Linked DNA regions of Homo sapiens: region 2 is linked to region 1. Evidence: read pairs that join two places in POLR2A ChIA-PET (ENCODE). Cell type or tissue: PC-9. All regions are shown on one strand.

Region 1 (2,500 bases):
GTACACCAAACCCCCAAGACACTCAGTTTACCTATATAACAAACCTGAACATGTACCCATTAACCGAAAATAAAAGTTAAAAAAAAAACTTCAAAATACTGTGTATCCATTGTTCTAGCAATGTCATTTCTATATATTTATTCTAAAAAAAATTCTCAATGTGTTCAAATATTTAGCTGTAAGTTTATGTATTACCATGTTATTCATGACATCAAATAATTATTAGAAATCTAAATATCTAACAACAGGTATTTAGATATATTTATCTAATAAACACATTGTGGCACTTTTTGCTGTGAAATACCATGTAATCACTTAAAAAGGACCTCCTGGAAAAATATTTAATGATGTATAAAGATGTTCACAACACATTGCTAAATTTTTAAAAAAAGTTATAAAACAGTATAATCTCATTTTTGAAGGGAAGAATATCTATTTTTACAGCTATACATATGCACCTAGAACATAGATGTACATGTATGTGTACGTGTGCATGTGTGTGTGCCCCTAGACCAGATGTATTAGGTTGACTCCATGAAATCTCTAATTTTATAAGTCAGAAACAGTACAATCTCAGAAATTTCTTAAGGTTCTATTTAATAAATCCATATACACTGGAATAAGATGTAAAAATTATTCACAAAAATGTTGACTATGGTCATATCTTCAGTGATTTATGGATACTTTTATTTTTCAAACATTTTACAACTAAGATGTATTTCTTTTAATATAACAAAAATCTTGTAGTGAAGTTAAATAATTTACACACATATCAGTCTAAAATATGCAATTTCTTCTATATATGATAAATATAAATATATAGCATATGTGTGTATATATATTATATATAACTGAAATTTATAGAGAGAGATAAAATTAACCAAATGTCTAATCCTTTTTAGTGTAATCCGTTCCAAAGATGGCAGCAGTCTATTAGGAAAAAATCACTCATCAGGATAAAAATGCCTGGTCTCTCCGAATAGTCTCCCCTCCTCCGCTTCCTTCCCAGGATAGTTCCCCGGTGAGTGGGAGCAGTTAACATCTTATGGTGGTGGGAAAACCTGGGCTGTTGGGCATGATGTCCTCTACCTCTTCTGGTCTCCAGGGCTGTGTCCCTGTTCCCTGGGTGTTTCCTGGCCTTCAAAGCTGAAACCTGAGGCTGGTGTCACTGGTAATCTGATCTCTTTGGGTCTGGGCAGGATTATCACTTCCTGCTGACTCAGCCAGTCAGCTCCCGCAGGCTACAGACTCCGGAATATCTGCCATGCCCTTCCTCCAGCCTCTGGCCCAGCCTCGCATCCAGGCTCTGCTGTGCGGTCAGCTCCCCTCACCACTCTGTGCACGCTGTGGATCCTTGGCTTCTCAACGCTGCATCCCTATCCTGTAAAGGTCGAGGGCACCCCAGAATGCTGAGCCCCAGAGCCCTCTTTCTGCCTGACCACCCCGGCTGCCCAGCTCGCTGTGATGTGCCTGAGGTGCAGACTGCTCTTGGAGTAACTCACCTTGAAGCACAGCCTCCAGACAGGAAGTCAAAGGGAACCTTACTGTGTGCCCTTCCTCTCCTTTTCCATCTTCCTGCCATCCCCAGGACCAGAAGCTGGCCAGGCCTTTCCTTACTTCCACTCTGTCCTCAATCCCTTCCTCCCTCTCCAGCCAGGTATGCAGGGTCTCCTTGGCTTTATAAAAACACCTCTCTGAATAGAGCCCCTTATGCTCAGTGATTAATTTGACAGAGGGTTCTAGAGATTATTTCTCAGGACAATAGCTTATGTCATTCCTTTTCTGAAGCACAGTATATTAATACTGAACATCACCCTGATCTTCCCCTTGGCCTTTCTCCTATAAAATATATACTTAGATGAATGCTAAGGGAGAAGAGACAAATGTTTTTGACTCATAAAAGCAAAATAAAGAGGCGGGTGGCTCATGCCTGTAATCCCACGTCTTTGGGAGGCAGAGGCAGTAGGATCCTTTGAGCCTAGGAGTTTGAGACCAGTCTGGGCAACATGTCGAGGCCCCATCTCCTACAAAAAAATAAAAATAAAAAATTAGGCAGGTGGCACGTGTCTGTAGTCCCAGCTGACAGGAGGCTGAGGTGCTTGAGCCCAGGAGTTGAGGTTACAGTGAGCTATGATTGCACCACTGTCCTCCAGCCTGAACGACAGAGCAAGACACTGTCTCTAAAAAAAAAAAAAAAAGAAAGAAAAAGAAAAATAAAATTATCTTAAGAGCTTGTCTTCATTATAAAATTATTTAAGAAAAAGAGGCAGCCTAAATATATACCTAACTAAAACAGAGAGACATCAGGAAAGGGAGAAGGCTTTGAACGAAGACTTGGAGGATGCTGAAACAAAGAAGAGAATTAAAAGAAACCAGTGCAAAATATAGAAAAAAAAATATAGAGATAAGAATTAAAATGTCTGATTTTTATTTGTAATATATGACATTTCTCTAAGTACTCAAGTTGCTTCAGAGAGCAGCAGTTCTGATGCACCCCAGC
Region 2 (2,500 bases), 140 kb after region 1:
TGGCCACCCAATTCTTCTTCCACAGGCAAAGAGATAATCATTTTGTTTCCCAAAGAATGTTCAGGTATGTTCAAGTGAATATTTTCATAGATATCCTTTTTCATTTTTTTAAATGCTGTCTCAGAAGAATCACATTGTTCATGCTGAGCACACTATATAGACTATTCTGCACCTTGCTTTTTTTATTTAACAATGTATCTTCGAGATATCTCCAAATCAGTGTTTTATTTTGTATTATTATGTAGAAGTAATTGGATATCCAAAAATTGAACTGAGACATTTAAATATTTATGTATATTAGCTCTTTTTATTATTTATGACTTTTGTAAAAATCCCTCAGCCATTCACTTAGCATTTCATTTCTCAGGAAGGTAACAATGGATGGCCTTCTTGGACGCAAATGTAAATGCTGTTTGCATAGGGGAGTGTCCCATCTAACCAAAATATTCTGGGAGAAAACTGCCAGGCACCTTTGAAAAGAAATCAAATTACCTATGAGGACAATAAATTAGGATAGAATACCCTAATAAAACGAGATTCCTATTCTCATAAAATCACCTTCTTGCTGGGTGCTGTGGCTCATGCCTCTTAACCCCAGCACTACGGCACGCTGAGTGGGGAGGGTCTCTTGAGGTCAAGAGTTCAAGACCAGCCTGGGCAACATAGTGAGAGCTCCCCCGCCCTACTCCACAAAGTATTTAAAAATTAGCTGGGCATGGTAGTGTGTGCCTGTAGACTCAGGAGGCTGAAGATGGGAGGAACCCTTGAGCCCAGGAGTTTGAGACTGCAGTGAGCTATAATCAGGCCACTGGCACTCCAGCCTGGGTAACAAAGATCCTGTTTCTAAATAAATAAATAAATGATATCGCTTAACTTCATTGAAATTTTACACGTTAACAAACTTTAGAACTAAATGCTTTAAAATATAAACCATTAAAAAATCATTTGACTTAAATATTAAATTCTAAATTTTATATAGAAAATACCCACTATTCGTCCATAGAGAAAAGCAAATATACTTACGATTAAATTGTGACACATATTTATCACCCACAGTAATATATTCCATCTCACTAAAGAGGCCAATCCTTTCCATGTCCGTTTTTCCTCCTTCCGCAGGCATGGTGGCGTCTGGTGGTGGTACTCTCTATACCGCTAACTTCAAAAGTTTCCCTAGGGTCACGTGTTTTATAGCAAAGTCCTACTTTACATTGAAAATAAAAATAAAGGGGAAAAGTTTAGAAAAAAGTGGTTACTAATTTCCAGTTCTAATTACTTTCAGTCTGAGAGTTTAAGGTTTACTACAAAACAATAGCCTCATACTCCATGGGGAAAGAACCTACTCTGCGGGGTGGGGGAGAATACTGGGATTCAAAATTCTCCAGATGAGCCCTCCCCCTTGACTCTCCGTATGAAGTGCTCACAAATTACAAAGGAATGTACAAGATCTCATCGATTACACTGCCATTTATCTGTTGGAAATGATAAAATTATTACTGTACGGTGTATTATAAACAAATCCTTCTTTTGAGAAGTTCAGGGTAGATTTTAAAATCATAATTATATAAGGCAGACATTTTTACAGTTTAAATACAATGATTTCAGCATCCTGCATTGTCCCTTATGTTGAAAATATAACAGCTTTTCAGGATGTACAACACATTGAGGTATTACCCTACAACTCTTGAGGTTTTTTTCAAGTTTAAATAAACATAATAAGTGTGTCACTGGCAAAATTATAAAGGGAATGGGGAAGAGAACAATTATTTAGGCAAGATAAAAACGAGAACAAAAACAAAAATTCTACAATGAATTCTGAGTATTTGTTAACAGGTATACTTCAACTCTGAGCTTTCTTTGGAAATGACCACTTCAAACAAAGGTGAAATATTAAACATGCAACTCTTTATTTAGAAATTAATTGTTTTAAGACAGAGTCTCTTTTTTTTTTGTTGTTGTTGTTGTTTTTTTTTTTTTTAGACAGTCCCAGGCTGGAGTGCAGTGGCATGTTCTTGGCTCACTATAACCTCCGCCTCCCAGGTTCAAGCGATTCTCCTGCCTCAGCCACCTGAGTAGCTGGATTACAGACACGCGCCACCATGCCCAGCTGTTTTTGTATTTTTAGTAGAGACAGGGTTTAACTATGTTGGCCAGGCTGGTCTCGAACTCCTGGCCTCAAGTGATCCACCCACCTCGGCCTCCCAAAGCGCTGGGATTACAGGCATGAGCCACCGCGCCCGGCCAGAAATTAATTTCTAATAGTAGACATGTTATTTTTAAAAAGGAAGAGGCCCAAGGAGCTAAGAATACTTACCTCTATCCCATTCTAAAGTTTTTAAAGCACCAATTATGAGCTAAGCACTGGGCATACATAAGTGAAGAAAACAAACATTGGGTTAGTCCTCACAGTTTGTAATCCAAAGTAAGAACCATTTTTTTTTTTTTTTTGAGACAGAGTTTCGCTCTTGTAGCCCAGGATGGAGTGCAATAGCGCGATCTC

What was found. ChIA-PET counts read pairs that join two places held together with the same protein. Peaks named below come from ENCODE experiments on the same cell type or tissue, not always from the same donor. Only the 100,000 strongest peaks of a DNase experiment are listed, where the experiment ranks them.
Region 2: POLR2A ChIA-PET joins it to region 1 with 12 read pairs; 4 of 35 experiments call an interaction of 5 or more read pairs at or near these places.

Annotation. Positions count from the first base shown.
Region 1 is chr4:185,572,704-185,575,203 of GRCh38, reverse strand. No RefSeq gene overlaps it. Among named protein-coding and RNA genes, the nearest start is that of SORBS2-AS1, 14 kb to the left of the region's middle. In PC-9, no CTCF peak of the experiment used is centred here; a DNase peak (open chromatin) is centred at 1,173; H3K4me3 peaks cover 806 bases; H3K27ac peaks cover 1,525 bases.
Region 2 is chr4:185,428,035-185,430,534 of GRCh38, reverse strand. It overlaps CFAP96 (cilia and flagella associated protein 96), which reads right to left. Exons shown (of 8, transcript NM_001114357.3): 2 at 1,024-1,201. The coding sequence starts at 1,123. Among named protein-coding and RNA genes, the nearest start is that of CFAP96, 3.0 kb to the right of the region's middle. In PC-9, no CTCF peak of the experiment used is centred here; no DNase peak of the experiment used is centred here.